3 separate regions of the Mus musculus genome follow, and regions 2 and 3 are each linked to region 1. The links are chromatin loops, found by intact Hi-C in ENCODE. Cell type or tissue: gastrocnemius. All regions are shown on one strand. Links, peaks and the distances in the headings refer to the core of each region. The heading gives the core; the rest is flanking DNA.

What was found. Peaks named below come from ENCODE experiments on the same cell type or tissue, not always from the same donor. Only the 100,000 strongest peaks of a DNase experiment are listed, where the experiment ranks them.
Region 2: it touches region 1 in a loop (7-fold over the local background); 21 of 42 quality-filtered maps call a loop at or near these places.
Region 3: it touches region 1 in a loop (3-fold over the local background); 2 of 42 quality-filtered maps call a loop at or near these places.

Annotation. Positions count from the first base shown.
Region 1 is chr1:59,619,549-59,627,323 of GRCm38, forward strand. It overlaps Gm973 (predicted gene 973), which reads left to right. Exons shown (of 19, transcript NM_001357842.1): 12 at 5,539-5,629. It overlaps Gm33833 (a long non-coding RNA gene), which reads right to left and starts at 364. Exons shown (of 3, transcript XR_373431.3): 1 at 1-364. In gastrocnemius, for the core only: a CTCF peak has its summit at 3,978 (motif pointing left); DNase peaks (open chromatin) are centred at 3,979 and 6,053.
Region 2 is chr1:59,315,003-59,320,002 of GRCm38, forward strand. The region is part of intron 10 of Cdk15 (cyclin-dependent kinase 15); the gene reads left to right. Among named protein-coding and RNA genes, the nearest start is that of Gm51625, 51 kb to the right of the region's middle. In gastrocnemius, for the core only: a CTCF peak has its summit at 1,919 (motif pointing right); DNase peaks (open chromatin) are centred at 238, 1,170 and 1,766; H3K4me3 peaks cover 568 bases; H3K27ac peaks cover 824 bases.
Region 3 is chr1:59,407,256-59,412,255 of GRCm38, forward strand. The region is part of intron 2 of Gm33724 (a long non-coding RNA gene); the gene reads right to left. Among named protein-coding and RNA genes, the nearest start is that of Gm33724, 9.2 kb to the right of the region's middle. In gastrocnemius, for the core only: no CTCF peak of the experiment used is centred there; a DNase peak (open chromatin) is centred at 2,523; H3K27ac peaks cover 2,776 bases.

The DNA.
Region 1 (7,775 bases), core at 1,236-6,235:
AGCTTTAGTTGGTTTCAGTTGCAGGGGGTTCAATCCCTGGTCACACGCCTCTTGCTTTGGGCTGTAGAAAGCAGAACATCATGGCAGAGAGCATGGGGCGGAGTGGGAAGTAGAGAAAAAAAAGAAGGAACAGGAGTCTCAATATCTACACCCCATAACCTTTCTTCCCCTAGGCTCAAATTCTAAAGGTATTACTACCTTCCACTATCAGCACAGGCTCGTGGCAAATACCTTTTTTAGCACATAACTCGTGAGAGGCATTTACTACCCAAATCATAACAGACAAGACATTAAAAACAAATAGACTGATTACTATACACAGATTTGTAAAATCAGTTGGATAGCCTTTCAAGACACCAAATGTAAATGAAGTACTTTTCCTTTTCTTTGTTTTTGTTTTGCTTTGTTTCTTTGAAACAGGGACTCATGTTGCCCAGGACAGTTTGGAACTCACTATATAGAGGAAGATGACCTTGCCTCCCGACTCTGCTTCCCAAGATCTGGGATTTCAGATGTGTGTCCCCAGGGTGGGTGACAGGGTTTCTGTTGCTGCAACAAAACACCATGACCAAAAAGCAAGTTGGGAAGGAAAGGGTTTATTGGGCTCCCACTTCCATATTGTTGTTCATCATGGAAGAAAGTCAGGACAGGAGCTCAAACAGGGCAGGAACCTGGAGGCAGGAGCTGATGCAGAGGCCATGGAGGGGTGCTGCTTACTGGCTTGGTTCACATGACTTGCTCAGTCTGCTTTCTTATAGAACCCAGGACCACTAGCCCAGGAATGGCTCCACCCACAATGGGCTGAGCCCCTTCCCCTGATCACTAACCAAGAAAAGGCTTTACAGCCAGATCTTATGGAGGTATTTTCTCAATTGAGGTTCCCTTCTTTTAGATAACTACAGCTCATGTCAAGTTGACATAGAGCTGACAAGATAATAAGCATAAGTTGAATTTAAAATTAACCATTATTATGGAAAACCCTAAGTGTATACAAAGGCACCAGGACAGTACAGAGAGTCATGCCCCCATTAGAGAATAGCTTGGAGAAACAACACTCTCATTGGCCAACATTCTCCATATAACACCAACTCCATCCTCTCTTTCTTATCACTTTTAAATCAATTCCAGGCTTATATCATTTAACCCATTTAACCCACACAGTTCTAGAAAAACAAAACAAAACAAAACAAGAAAGGACTCTTGACGTAACTGTGAGGTCATTTTTCTTGTCTAGTTTCATATTAACTTGACACAAGCTGTAGTCACCAGAAAGGGGGATGTAAATGGCACTTTTAAATGCTATTTAATAAATATTCATTATTAATATGACCCGGCCACCTTAGCACAATTACACCCAATCTATTGTCTATACACAGACTGCTAACTCCCCAGCCATGCTCCCTAAGTACTTGCTGTTTGAGTCTTGCCTAGGTTATTTCTGCGCCATCAAGGGACATAGAGTTTGGCCATGTGTTCCTGGTCCATCTCACCTAATGGAGACCTCATTTTCTCTGTCTTTCTTTCTCCTTCTCCTCCATTCTCTTTCTCCTTCCTCCTCCTCTCTCCTCGTGGTCCTTACTTGAGACCCTCAGCCCAGTAGTAACCAAAGTACCTCTATTCTCCCCAGTAATTATCTGTAGTCCCTTTTATTTAACCAATAGCTTTAAATTGGGGAGCAAGGTTTATACAACAAACGTATGTGAGAATCTGCTCACCAGTGGCAACCAGATCTTGGGGTTCAGAATTTAGCATTTGTAGACACAGCACCAGACCAACTCTCAACAGAAAATGCCTCCATAAAGTCCAACTACAGGTAAGCCTACAGGGCATTTTCTTAATTGGTGATTAATGGGAGAGGGCCCAGCCCATTGTGGGTGGGGTCATCCCTGGGCTTGTGGTCCTGGGTTCTATAAGGAAGCAGGCTGAGCAAGCCATGGGGATCAAGACAGTAAGAAGCACCCTTCCATGGCCTCGGCATCAGCTCCTGCCTGCAGGTTCCTGCTCTATTTGAGTTCTTACCTGGGCTTCCCCCAATAGACTGTGACTCAGGATATGTAAACCCTTTCTCCCCAAGTTGCTTTTATCATGATGTTTCATCACAGCAGTAGAAACATAACTAAGACATTATGGCACCTAAAAATCCAAAGAATTCTTAAGTATACTGACGATGTTTTCATAGTTTTCAAGTTCTTACTTGTTTTACGGTTGTAAATTTTGAGTTAATTATAATTAGTTAATATGATCTATGTGTCATTTAAATTATAGATTCCACTCTACTTTCTAATTTTAGTTTATTTATTCCTAACTTTAGTTTATTTCGTCTTTTAGTTTATGCTCAGAAAATTGGGTCACTTGGTCCTGTTTCCCATGGTGTTGATTCTGCTGTGTCCTCCTGTTGTGGGTTCTTGTGTTTCATGGCTTTTCTATTTCCTGTTACTCAGTCCTTGAGTCTAGAGACTTAATCAGATTCAGGTTTCATTCTTCCGTTTGGCAAGGCCAGTTCTGTGTCTCTCAGGACACAGAATGTTCACTTGTCTCTTTTTGATGCCAGTAGTTATAGATCCATCAGTCCTGGGGCTGGCGAAAATAATGCCAGATGGAATTCTATCAGTGCTTCCTCATTTACTAGTTGGGAGATGCCAACAAAGAGGAATATTCCCCTTAGCCAGTGGTATAGTTTACATAAGGAGGCAGGACAGTTGATCAATCTTTCCATTTATGGATCAGTTTTCAATGAGCTGGTTCCCTGCAGCCCCCACAGAGATCTAGTTTTCAGAGATAATCATTGCTAATTATTAACTTGTGGACATATATATGGAAAATATAATTTTAAGATAATACATGAAAAATGATTTCATTTTAATAAATAAAAATAGACATGAATAAATATAATCTTCTATATAACCCTGGATATAGCAAGCACAGATAGGAAGAGCTGTTACCATAAAGATGACAATTCTAAAAAGGGTGCAGTGGCATTTAGGACCAGCCTGGGGGACCTAGCAAGCTTCTTTCTTTCTTTCTTTTACTATTTTTATTTATTTATTTATTTTATCTATTTTGGGGTTTTTTTGGTTTTTTTTTTCCCCCGAGACAGGGAGTTCTACGGGAACTCCATCTGTAGACCAGGCTGGTATTGAACTCACAGAGATCTGCCTGCCTCTGTCTCTGAGTGCTGGGATTAAAGGTGTGCACCACAGCCTAGCTGCAAGGTTCTTTCTGGAAGGAAGGAAGAGATGGAGGGAGAGAGAGAGGAAGGGAAGGAAGGAGGGAAGAAGGGAGGAAGGGAGGGAGGGAGAAAGAGAAAGAAAGAAAGCAAGCAAGCAAGCAAAGGCAAGACAAGACAAGACAAGACAATGATCCATAAATTAATCTATCAATTTGAAGCAATCATAAAAGTCCCATCAGATGAGCTGACACACATCTTCAATCCCACAGTTGGAAAGCTGAAACAGGAAGACTGAGTTCCAGGCAAGCCTGGGCTACATAGTGAGACCAAATCAAAGGTAATTCGATCACAGGGACACCTCTCTTGTGAAAGCTTAGTGTAGTTCCCTCAGTGGGTTAATGGCTTCGAGAGCAAGTTGTTATAAATCAAATTCAGCTTCCCTAGCTTGCTCTCTTGATGCGTAATACCACTGGCTCTTCCATATGTCTCTTTCTTTTCTTCCATAAAGCCATGATTCTTCATAAATAAATGCTTCATTTCATTATTGGAAAAATGTGAATCAAATATGTGAGACTATTCAAATCTTACACGACTAAATAGAAAGTCCATGGGTAATGAGTATACAAGGTTTTTGTTCTACACCCTGCATCGTTTATTTTATAGATGTCAAAATTCAATGCCTAAATACCAAGTTATTTTCCTAAGGGAAAGAAACCCCCTTCTCTAGCTCACACAGATCAGTTCTGATCATACAGGGTGGAGTAACACCAGTGTAAGCCTCCACTTCTGGATGGTACAATTGCGCCCTCTGGTGGTCATCATGTGCTCTGTACCCAAGCTCAGAAAAATAGTACAAGGCAGAGCATGCCTTCAATGAGAATGTGTCATGCCCCATCCCCTCTCCTTCCCTACTCCCAGGCAGCCATGTTCAATAAAGAAATTCTCACAGAGGTCCCCTTGTCATGGAGATACCTTAGGTACTATAATCATCTCCTACTACCCAATAATATCCCATATAGAAAGCAAAAGAAACTCTCAGGTACATTTCTCAGTTACATTGGACACTTATAGACTCTCCCCACTCCAAAGGCTGGAGGTGATGTGTGTGAGAGTATTACCTCAGTGTGCGAGAATGGCCAACGGGAGCCCAGTTACAAAGGAACCCTGGGGGTCGGGGAGCACTATCAAACTGAACACTGTTTAAAGCAGTTTGCTTTTAGTGTTATAACCACACTGGGCTTTTAAGGAAACAATTTAAACATACTTAAATCTTCTAATCTAACATAATATTCTTTTGTCTATTTTCTCTTCCAATCCTTAGCCATCTAGTTTTTTTGTGATTGTTGTTTGATTTTTGAGATGGGTGTGAATGTTCACTCTGGCCGGCCTGGTATGCGAAGCAATCCTTCTCTAGGTTTTAATGAATTCTATCACTTTTCTACTTTTCTATAGTCTATATTTTTTTATTGTTATACCATAAATACTTTCTACACTTTCAGTATTTATCTTTCTTTTCTTTCCTATTTATTAATCTCCTGAGTAGTATCAAGGTTTGAATACAGCGAGAAAGACATTCTACCTGTGAGTTGTTCCTAGCCCTTACCTATAAATTTAAGTACCACACTCATGTATAAGTCACTTCCCAAGTCTGTTAAACTGTCTCTAATTTTTCATTGCCAACAAATAAAATAAGTACATTTTTATAAAAGTTAAGGGGCTGGTGAGATGGCTCAGTGGGTAAGAGCACCCGACTGCTCTTCCGAAGGTCAGGAGTTCAAATCCCAGCAACCACATGGTGGCTCACAACCACCCATAACAAGATCTGACTCCCTCTTCTGGAGTGTCTGAGGACAGCTACAGTGTAATAAATAAATAAATAAATAAATAAATAAATATTTAAAAGTTGACTTGTCGGGCCTGGTATGGTGGCACACACTTTTAATCCCAGCACTTGGGAGGCGGAGGCAGGCGAATTTCTGAGCTCGAGGCCAGCCTGGTCTACAGAGTGAGTTCCAGGACAACCAGGGCTACACAGAGAAACCCTGTCTCGGAAAAAACAAACAAACAAACAAACAAACAAAAAGGTTGCCTTGTCTTTTCGGATTGTTTCCATCTGCTACATAGCCAGGAGAGAGTCCTGTTTAAAGGCTAAAATAGTTTTCTGGTTCTAGACACATACTGTCTCTTTCCTAGAGGATACCTTAGTGAGTTTAATGTCACCTACCACAGGCCATCTTTGGTCCCCACGTGGGTTTGTTACTCTCATCTGCATTGTGTACAGCTTTAGCATAGACATTTCCCCTCGCCTGATTTCCTTCTGGTAAAACTGCCTGGGCCATTTGCTGATGGAGGATTCTCTGTTTTCACAGACCCAGAACTAAGGAACAAGACCCTTGCCTGCCTCAGTACTTCCCTGGCTGAGTACAACCAGCCCTCTGAGGCTGACACCTTAAAGAGCATGTAAGTGTGCAACGTACAGTGACTTGGACTCTCCTTTTCATCCATGTGCCTTCGGGCTTTTGTTTGTTTGGCTTTTGTTTTGTTTCACGAGATAACATGCTGGCAGTTGGGTTTAAAGGAAAGAGGCCCCTAGGTAGATTGCACATTGATGATTGAGCTGTTTCAAACCACATCCCCCAGCTTAGGTTAGAGTAGAAGGGTGGGGGGTAAATGTTAACCATCTAGAAGCAGCTTTTTTGTGTGTCCATGCACCTGAGGTTTACTGAGACTCTGGAAGGCTTTGGACAACCACTGTGGACAATTTCATTAACTCTGGATAGAATAAAGTTGGCCGGACACCACCTTGGCGTCTTCTCATCCCTGCCTACACAGGCACACCTTCCCTATGAGCTTACTGCGAACTTGCTGGCCTGCAGCCCAGGCAGCCTGGCACGGTCCTTTGTCCTCAGTCTCCTTTGGTTGTGGCCTTTGCTGTAGACTTCTTTGCCGCCAGCTGGAACTAGATCCTATTGTGGATTCCATGAGCCAGGGTTGACTTGAAACCAACAATCTAAAGACTCTCTTAGATCAAAAGGTTTTGGACAGAAACAGAAGCAAAAGGAGAAGAGAGCCTTGATGATGGAGGTAGCCTATTAAAGGAGTTGTTTGTCTGTTTGTTTGTTTTAATTTTCTATCCCTTTTCCCTCAACATATTTTAAACAGGTTATTACAGCTCCCCTCCCCCTAGCCAAACCAATAAAATAATCAAACAATTCTTTTTTTTAATCAAGAGGACAATAAAACAGATATAGCACTACACAAATTTCATTACAGTTATTGTGATTAAAATTCAGATTTAACACAGATTCCTAAGTGAAAAAGAGAAAAACAGCAATGTAGTCAGGACTGTGGTGCTCATTGCAGCCTACTTGTTCCTTGGGGAAAGTAGAAGTTTTCCTAGCACCAAATTCTAACCCAGACTTCTGTGGGTTTTTATAGAGTGACACTGAATGATTTAAAGACTCATGTATTTACAGGAAATTCCATACCTCATTCAACAAATATTTTTTTTAAGTTTCCACAGTAAAACCCCTGGGATAGCACACTGCAATAAATACATTGGAAGAAAAAGAAAGACTAGACCCAGCACCCAGCAGGCACAGTATCACTGCCGCTGTCCTTGCAACCCACAGGCATTGGTCAGTGGTAGCAATGACAACTGGGACACACAAGAGAAGGCACACATGACCTTGTAGTGGCTGAATCCAATTAAGAATGAAACTCAGGGATGCCAAAGGAATGATTGGGACAACTGCATATTTCCAAGATCATCTTTCTGAAAGGCCACTTTTTTTTTCCAGCCAAGCCTTTGATAGAGGACATTTCAGTTGTGTGGTTCTGTTGTTAATTAAAGGCATAGAATGATCTGATTGCGCCATGTTCCCCTATTCATTGATTTCCAGGGTTGATTCAGTTGATCTGGCTGGCTAGGTGGGTGTCCCCTTCCTCCTTCACTGTTCCATGTCTATCCCTCACAGAGCTGCCAGCCCCACTACTGAGAACAACTTTTTTTGTTTGTTTGTTTGTTGTTTTTTTGTTTTGTTTTGTTTTTGTTTTTTCGAGACAGGGGTTCTCTGTTTAGCCCTGGCTGTCCTGGAGCTCACTTTGTAGACCAGGCTGGCCTCGAACTCAGAAATCCGCCTGCCTCTGCCTCCCGAGTGCTGGGATTAAAGGCGTGCGCCACTATGCCCGGCTCCGAGGACAACTTTTACCCAATAGAGGAGAGCCTGTTTTTCTTTGGTCAAAGGCATCCAGGAGTTTCACTTGAATTTCCCTACTAAAACCTCCAAACAAGCTCTCAAAGGTGTAAACATGCAATGAAAAGAAGCAAATTATTTTGCCAACTGTCTATGTTTTAGGGCTTACTTTAAGGAACCCACCAATGAGAAGACCACCATCTCCCTTATGCAGGAACAGGTTGCCTGCGTATGACAAATATCTCAACAGTCTGCTCTGTGGGCCTTTCTTTCTTTTTTTTTTTTAAGATTTATTTATTATTATATCCAAGTACACTGTAGCTGTCTTCAGATGCACCAGAAGAGGGCATCAGATCTCATTACGGATGGTTGTGAGCCACCATGTGGTTGCTGGGAATTAACTCAGGACC
Region 2 (5,000 bases), core at 1-5,000, 310 kb before region 1:
AAAACAGATCTTGAAAAAAGAGGGAGGAGAAAAAGCTCTTTGACTAGGAGGTTTGCAGGGTTAGCAGAGCACGGTAACTTCCCCTCAAAGGAGTGGGTGTTGCTCTTCACCCCCACCCCACCCCAAACTCTCATCCTTTGACTCAGCCTCCAGCACTCCCTAGCCTCCTCCTGCAAGGCACCCCCCTTTCACATGCTAACGGAGGTGTCTATGATTGGCTGAACAATACACTGGTCACACTCATTAAAGGGCTGCTATCTTTCACACAATTAGCCAAGACACATTAATCAAGCTGACGGCACTGAGGCTGCTGGCCTGCATGGGGGAGGGGGAGATTTTAGTGACTCTCCCTAAGCAGCCCCAAGCAAAGATAGAGTCCTAAAGGGAATTCTTCTACCCCAATGTCTGAAGAGGTTAAAGCCCCAACTGACAAGGCTATCTGGGCTGGGTTTGTGGCACTGGAGAACCCAGAGGCTTAGAACAAACCAGATGTTCATCTTGGCTAAGGTCTATTAACCGAGAGACAGTAGTGTGAATTTGAGCAACAGAAGCCTTTAGATGTTTTTACAAAGTTCCCCCAGCCTTGGTACCTCCTCCCTCCATTCACAAGAAAATGCACTCAGAGTCATTGGAACCTCAGGCATTCTGAGGCCAACTAAACAGAGGCTATGCCCACCCACACAGTGCGGGTTTCCCTATCCAGACAGAAAGCCTACCAGAGAAGAGAAACAGACTCAGTTGAGACAATGTAACAACTGCTGTGGTGTTTGTCCTAAGCCCTTGAAGGGCATTAAAATATAGTTCATTCTGAGAGAAAATGAAATGGTAGCATTCATGCTTTTGATCACGATATATATATATATATATATATATATATATATATATATATATATATATATATATATATATATATATATATATATATTTAATTTTTCTTTTCCAAGTCCCCTTTTTGTCTAGATTTTCAATGGCAACAGACGACAAGGTCTTACCTTGGAGACCTGTTTGCTTCAAAATCACATAGGGCTTTTCAGGGAATCAGCTAAATATTTAGACGTGTCTCTGTTAACATATACGGAGGCCTGCTTCTCTGGAGGCAGTCCAGGCACCGTCTCATTAGATGCAAAGATCTTGTGATAAAGAGGAACTTTTTCTTCTGCCCACATGATCACAGCGCAGTTGTGGTTTTTAATGTGTCACTGACTGTTCGGTCCAGCCCTGTTTGCTCCCCTGAAAGGGTCTGCCGGGCTCTGTTTGCTTCCTTAAACACAGTTTTTGAAAGCTCTCACGCTGGGTGAGCTCAAATCCTAGCATTAAGGTACTGCTGAGTTCATTTCACCACGCTCAAAAGCGCTGAGTTTAAATCCCTCTCAATTCCATTTGAGGCACCAGAAGACTTTATCCTTCTTCACTAATGGTTCCAAGTTTACATCTAGATACTGGGGGTCAAGGACAGGAGAGGATTTAGAAATAACAGTGCGTGACATTAGTCAATGCATTTGCCAAATTGGCAATTAGTTCCTGATGTGCGTGCAAAGCACTTTACTCCTGTCTCTTTGATGCCTGTTCCCATAGAGAAGGGAGCAGCATCCACTGAGGCTGTTAGGACTTTTAAAGAAATATCTGCTGAAAAGCACGCCTGATTTCCTCATGAGCTCAGCCACAGGGAAGCATCCGGGATTAGGCTGGTTTTCAGTTCCAGGAAAGAGCACCTCATCTGGGGAGTTTTTTCACTGGGGGAACTTAGTGGAAGTCAAAAAGGCAAAAAAAAAAAAAAAAAAAAAAAAAGCTGCACGCAGAAAAAGCCCAGAGGCACAGGCACCGGAATCCATCTGTGCCCTTGCCCACACCCTGTTGTGTTTTGTTTTTTTGATTTTTTTTTTTTGGTATGCTTGCTTTTGCAACTTTTAACCACTAGGTGGAAGCAAGAAATAACTGGGAAGGACAGCAGCAATCTAGTCAGATGGTGGAGCTTCACTCCTGAATTCTCCTTCTGACTGTAAAACCACTTTAAGATGTTCCCTGCATGTATATGATCTCAGGGCTGATTGTACATACAGGTAACATTAAATGGACTAAGCATGTTGTATTTATGTATTTAGGGATAGATCTTGAATTTGAGAGAGGGAGAGGGAGAAAGAGAGGAAGAAGGAGAAGGAGAGGGAGAGGGAGGCATGGGGAGATACATGTACAAAGTTGGAAGGAGGAAAGGGAGGAGGGGAATTATGTAATTATCATTTCATATATATGGTATAGATATAGATATGTATGTATATATATGGCATATATATGGCATATATATGGCATATATATGTATGTATGTATATATATATATATGTATGTATGTGTATATATATATATGTATACATATATATATAACAGTGTAAGAGCTGTGGGAGTCATGCAGGAGACAAATACTGGACTGAAAATCATCCTCTCCCCAAAAGGGATAAAAAACCATTAATGTGTTGGTTCAGAGAACTCTGAGCAAATCGCAGAATCCAGGCTAACACTGCCTCTGCTCTGGTGTCAGCTGCAGCCATGAGTAACTTGCTGAGAGAGAGAGATTTCCTGGGCTGAACTCAGAGGGAGGGAGCTACCTTCTGAGTGGAAAGTCCAAGTTCCTCCATTTATTGTCTGGGAGAACTTGAGGGAGTTTTTTACTTTCAGTTCTCTGAGCCATAAAATGGGAGCTAGCCTATCATTTAAAACATATTCCCTGTGTACCAGGAAGTATACATAAGTATATGCACAATATGTAATGATACATATATACAGTATACTACATATTATATATAATATTTATTGCACATAATTGCTAATCTCTACTGCTACTTGCCTGGGTCAGTGTTGGAGGACAGGTGAGGACATGCTTTCCCAGGCTCACAGAGAGACGTTTCCTGACTGAAAAGGACGGGAGTCAGTATCCAGCTTTGCTCTATTTCTCTTTATCATATTGTTTCCCTGAATCTTTTTACAGCACAGTACTGAAAAATTATCATTGAACTGTATCTGCCACAGAGCCTAGCTTCTCAGAAAAGCCCCACCAAAGCTATGCTTCCATTCTTGTTGCCACAGTGTTCGAGGCCAGCTGCTCAGTGACCCACCATGGTATAGCTACCACGACGGGTGTTGAAGAACACACTGTCTCTTTTCTTTATAGTTAGAACCTTGGGGATCCTGGCCTCTTTCAGGAAGCCCAGCGTACCTTGAGGCACCACAACTGACTTTTAGTTTGCCTTGCGTGGGCCCAAACGTTGTCTGGATTCCCACATCGTTAAAGTTGATGTTCAGGTTTTTAAGCACCTACCTATGTGTGTCTGAGTGCCTGTTAAGCCTGTACCTGTCCGTTCCCCACATCTAAACTGCCATCATATGCCTACCCACCTTGTGCCTGCAGAGCCTTCCCTAGAAGAACCCTCATTACTCGCCTGCCAGGAACGCAGCAGGGCCACGTAAATCCGCTGTGTCGGCATCGCCACTGCTTTTTTTGCTAAAATATGTTACAAGAAAAAGATTTCTAGAATTTCCTAGAGGCCAAGCCAGTGACTTCTAGTCCTTCCAGAAGAATTTTGCACATGCCCCTTAACTGGTACATGAAATTAATCAGTAGATAGTTGTAAAATGAAGCCATCTTGCTTTGATTCATAACCACCTTATCAAATGGCAGCAATGTTACCATCCATACTTTGTTTTCGTTGTGAGCCTAGCCTTTAATGGCTGAGCCAGTTCTTCCAGCCCCTATCCACACTTTATAGATGAGAGCTGTAGCTTTAAGAGTCAGATATCTGTCCCAGGGTCACCTAGCCAGGAAGCAGTTGACTCAGAATATCCAGACTCATTGGGCCCCGAGGCAATCACCCTAACAGCTTTCTGTATGCATTCATTATCAAGCTATACATATTGCTTGGTAATTAAACAATGCCCTGCACAGGAGGACAAGCTAGGGATATATTTCCTGATGACATCTTTCCACCAAGCCTGGATTTCTGAAGCTGAGCTTGGCTTCTGGAACATACTGTCAAGTGCGGTCTCTTTCCTGGGGCTTCAGTGGTCCTCCCTCGCTGCTGCTAATGAAGCCACAGGCATTCTCGGGATCTATGAGCTCTGATTGGACTCATTATGATATCACTTCAGGAGTGCTGCAGAAAGCGCCTGGGGAGTTTCTATTAACATCTTTATTAACCCGTCCCCCACACCAGTCAGTGAAATTAATTTAGATACACAGCCCACTTTGATCTTTATTAATAGTTTCTTCTAGTTTCCACATTTATTTTTGGTTTTCTCATCTTTAATTTATTTGGTAGCAATTATTAGTTTTTATGGAGTGGGAGTAGATGATCTCTACTCCCACTCCATAAAGTAATTAAGGTTAGGAAAAATTACAAGCAAAAGCAGGTAAAGCTATTTTTAATGTAAAACCATGCATGTATATGTACAGTACAGTATTTTATTTGTTTTTTTTTTTTCAATACAGGGTCTGCTTTGTAGCTCTGGGTAGCCTGCTACTCACTTTGTAGCCTAGATTGTCTGTGAATTTACAACCCTCCTGCCTCAGCCTCCCAAGTGCTGGGATTACAGGAATGTACCACCATAACCAGATTATAATTTTTATTTATTAAGAGGAATGCTGTCAAATATTAAAAAAATAAAGACAAAGTTAAGGTCTGCCTCATTCCTTCCAAGTTCCAGGAATGGTTTTAAAAACACTAAATGTCATAGAACTGGCTCAAATCAGAGGTCCCTTTCCCACTGCCAGAAGACACAGAAATAGACACACAGGTGAGTTTTGCAAGAAAGAGGTGGTAAATTTATTTCATTTCAATTTGTTTAGTCCATCATTCATCAGCAACTATTTAGTGATGGTAGACAAAATAAAGCATCATAGTATAGATTCTTGCTTTCAAGAACAAAGGTCAGGAAATAGGGAAGTGAGCCAGTTAGACAGTAAGGGACAGAAGTAGAGTTTGTGCACACCATGTACAGCAGCTGGGTCACCC
Region 3 (5,000 bases), core at 1-5,000, 210 kb before region 1:
GGGCCTCACTAGCTTCTCTTACTTCTGATACTTTCTAACACACAAAAGTATCCATCTTTGGCCTGTATTTATTTAATTGATTGACTAATTTACTGTAAGTTTTTTTGAAAAGGTCTCTCTCACTCTATAGCCAGGGCTGGGTTGGAACTCACAGCAATTTTCCTGCCTCAGTTTCTCAAATGGTATTAGAGGCATGACCCACCACACCCAGCTAGCCTGTTTTACACATACAAATATACACATATACTCATATACACATACATACCACACATACTCATACACGCACTCACATACAAAACATTCACACACAAATATACATTCACATACACACATACATACACACTCATACATACACTCTAACAGACATATATATACATACATACACATGCATGCATGTATACACATGTATACTAACACATACATTCATACACTCACAGACTCACACACAGATACACACTCGTACATTCGCTCATACATACACACACACACACATACACTCGCACACATATACACATACATACTTGCACATACACATATACACACCACAGACACATACACACTGACATATACATACACACATCACACACACCATACACACAGATATTCACACACACATTCAAACACACATACACACTTTTACACAGACATATGCATATACAATATACACACTCATACATACACACTGACACATACATACATACATACACATTCAAATACATACACATTCAAATATACATACACATTCAAATATACCACACACACAGATATTCACACATAACACACATACACATATACCATATGCATAGATATTCACACACATTCATACACACATACACACTCATACACACACATATACAATATACACACTCATACATACACACTGACACATGCATACATACACATATTCACATACACAACACACATAGATATTCACACATAACACACATACACACACACCATACACAAATATATTCACACACACATTCATACACACATACACACTCATACATATACAATATACACACACTCATACATATATATATATATATATATATATATATATATATATATGAACCACATGTGCAGATATTCACACACACACACACACACTCTCTCGCGCGCCTTTTTTTCTGGGTCTTATTCTTCCCCAACAAGTACAACTGCTGAGCTGAAGAAAAGAAACGTTTGGAAAATGACCTCTCCCAAGATCATAGCTATATCTATTATATACTGACTGGAGGCTCCATTTGTCTCAACGCTTGGTCTGGGTTGCCTCTGATACCAACTTAAAGAAACCTTGTCCCAGTTTTGTTTTTTGTTTTTTGTTTTGTTTTTTTGTTTTGCTTTTTTTTTTTTGGTTTTTTTTTGTTTTTGTTTTTTGAGACAGGGTTTCTCTGTATAGCCCTGGCTGTCCTGGAACTCACTTTGTAGACCAGGCTGGCCACGAACTCAGAAATCTGCACCACCACGCCCGGCTTTTTGTGTGTGTGTGTGTGTGTGTGTCCCAGTTATTATGGAAATAAAAACTAAATCTAGATCAGAAAGTCTCAGGCAAAAAGTTCTAATTAAAGGAAAAATGGGTTAAGGAAGAGGCCTGCACTGATTTCGGGAGACTCGAGTTGCGACTGACAGAGAGCAGGCTTCTTATCAGCTGTCAGAGTGGTCTGATGTGGGTGATTTTTGTTAGTCGTGAAGATGGTATTTTTAAAGAAATCTCTTCCTCAAACTTTAAGGAGATTTTTCTCATGTAAGATACAGATCGGCGGCAGCTCATCCTTGGAGACATCTTGGCATCCTCCCGTATCTAGAGGGGTGTTGTTTCTCTCTCTCTCTCTCTCTCTCTCTCTCTCTCTCTCTCTCTCTCTCGATAAGATAAGAGAGCAGACATCGGAGGGACCGTCACATTTCATTCACTGTTGACAAGAAAAGAGAGATTCCTGGTGGGTAGCAGGCTTTGTGGATTAAGGGTGTGAGAACCTGTATCTCTTGTTCCCACAAAGGTCTCTTTGTCTGTTTCACCTGCCCTAGGCCTCACAAGAACAGTGGGGCAGATATGATTATTACTCCCATTTTGGCACATGAAGAAACAAATCCAATGAACAGAAAGGGAAAGTCACCTGCCCAAGGTCACACAGTTAAAAGCAGGATTCAAACCCAGAATCTACCATGCTCTACTGTCACCAGAAAGATAGAGGAAGGAAAGAAGAAAGGAAAGAAGGAAGAAAGGGAGGGAGGGAGGGAGGGAGGGAGGGAGGGAGGGAGGGAGGAAGGAAGGAAGGAAGGAAGGAAGGAAGGAAGGAAGGAAGGGAAGGAGGGAGAAAGGAAGAAAAGCTTCCAGAATATTCCAAGGACAAGCTTGAGAAACGTGGGGAATGTTCTAAGAAGCTCCATCAGTCAGTCAGCACAGGCTGGACAAGGTCTGTCACTGTGGGTGTATCGGTGAAACGAGCTGCAGAAACCATCTAAGGAGCAGCAAGAAGGTCACGAGTCAGAAGTCAGGTTCCAGAGCTTTGGCAGAACGCCAGAGTCTCACCAGGCCAGTCTCAGCTGTCACTTAAGAGCAGATGTCCTGTGGGTGTCACATATCTGAAAGTAATTAACTGATACGGGCTCACTGCGTCCCTATAAGCAAGTCTGCTTGGTAATCAACAACTGCTTTCCAAAAGAGAGGGTGTGGGGAGACTGGCTTTCCCACCCACTGCTGAGAATGTGGCTGCCACAACATTTTTTTGGGCAAGAGTCAGGCAGTACATGTGGAATGAAACCTAAATTCCTCCCTCTCATGATATACAAAAAACAACTCGAAAGAATCAAAGACTTAAATTAAGACCTGAAACTTTGAACTTACTAGAAGAAAACACAAAGGAAATGCTTCAAGACATGTGATCAGAGTAGATACTTTTAGGATAAGACTCCCAAAACCACAGGCAAAAGTAAAAACATACTAATGGGATTATATCCAACTAAGAGGCTTCTACACAGTGAGGGAAACGGGTATCAGAGTGAAGGGACAACCCACACACTGAGAGGAGTTATTTGCAAACTGTCCAACAGAGAAGGCTACACATTCAGATATTATAATAACTAAAGAACAGCACAACGAAGAACTCCAATCAAAACTCTGGCAAATGGTCTGAAGACACACAAATGACCCCAAGTTAGATTAAGACGCTCAGTATCACTAAGCAGAATTGTAAATCAAAGGGACAGAGAGCCAGTACCTCAACCCAGTCACAATGGCTGTGATTCAAAGGACTAAGTAGCAAATGCTGGTGAGAACACAGAGGAAGGAAAACTCAAACATGCACGGTGGGAATGGCCACTGGAAAACTGTGCTGGGTGGTTCCTGTCACAGCTGGGAAGAGGGGATCTTCACTGAGAAAATGTCTCCATAGGACTGGCCTGGGGGCAAATCTGCAGGGGTATTTTCTTGATCAATGGTTGATGTGGGGGAGCCCAGCTCACTATGGGTGGGGCCACCCCTGGGCAGGTGGTCCTGGGTTCTACAAGAAAGCAGGCTGAGCAAGCTGTGAGGAGCAAGCCAGTAAACAGCATCCCTCCATGGCTTTTGCCTCTGTTCATGACTCCAGGTTCTTGCCCTGACTTCTCAGTTATAAACTATTACCTGAAAGTGTAGGGTAGAATGTAAATAAATAAATAATAAATAAGTGAAATAAACCCATTCTTGCACGTTGTTTTTGGTCATGGCATCAGTAGAAATCCTAACTAAAACACTTATGGAGGTTTCTTTACACCGGCAGTTCTCAAGAACTCTGTGAGTCACGACTCCTTTGAGAGTCACATATCAGATATCTTGCCTAACATTTCTATTAATAACAGTAGCAAAATGACAGTTATGAAGTAGCAACAAAAACAATGTTCTGGCTGAGAGTCACCACAACATGAGGAACTGTATTAAAAGGCTCACAGTATTAGGAAGGTCGAGAACCCTTGAACTCCCCTACGAACTGGCACTCTCACAACCAAGTATTTATGCAAAGAAATTAACTCTTACATGAAGGAGACACCTGTGCTCTTATGCTAAGCACAGCACCATTCCCAGTAGCCAAGATCTGGTACCAACCAAGCTGCCCATCAAAGTGTGAATGAATGAAGAAAGTAAGACATATGTGCCTAACACTGTTACTGAGCCATAAAAAACTGAAGTCCTGTCACTTACACCAAAGATGAAAGGACTGATGGACAAGTGAAACTAGGCAGCCACAGAGAGACTTACTTCATGTTCTTATTTGTTTGTTTGTAGTGATTTAATATTGATCTTAAGCAAGAGAGTGGGATAGCAGTTACTAAAAAAGTGGAAAGGTACAGAATCACATGGGAACTGAAAGAAATCAGTTTATAGGCCAACAAAACAGAGCTGGGTACAAAGACTTAAAAGTTCTGGTGTTCTACTGTAGAGTTGGCTAACCACAGTCTACAACAGTGTTTCAGAGTAAAAGAGAAGGGACTGGAGAGATGGCTAAGCAGCTAAGAACACTTGTCTTTGCAGAAGATACAGTTGGTTCCCAGAACACATATGCTGGCTCACAAGTATCCATAATTCTTGTCCAGTTCTGGCTTCCATGGGACTCATGGTGGGCAAACATACATGCAGGCAAAACTCCCATATACACATAAAAATAAATAAATCTAAAAAAGAGAGCAAGCAATGTTTTCCAGCAAATAGAAATACTATTTGAGAAGACAGAAATCCTTATTTTACCCTGATTTGACTACTACACATTGTGTATGAATATTGATTTATTTTGTTATATCATAAAGGCATATAGGTATTAAATTACAAAATAAAGTGAAAAGTTTATTCAGGTTTGGCGGCACATGCCTGTAATCCCACTGCTGGGGGGGGGGAGGGGGGCTGAGGCTGGAGGACTGCTGAAAACTCAAGGCCAGCCTGGATTGCCTAGCAAGTACTGGCCAACTAGGGCTACACGGTGAGATGGCATGGGAGGTGGGGGGTGCAGGTGTCCTGGCTTGTGACC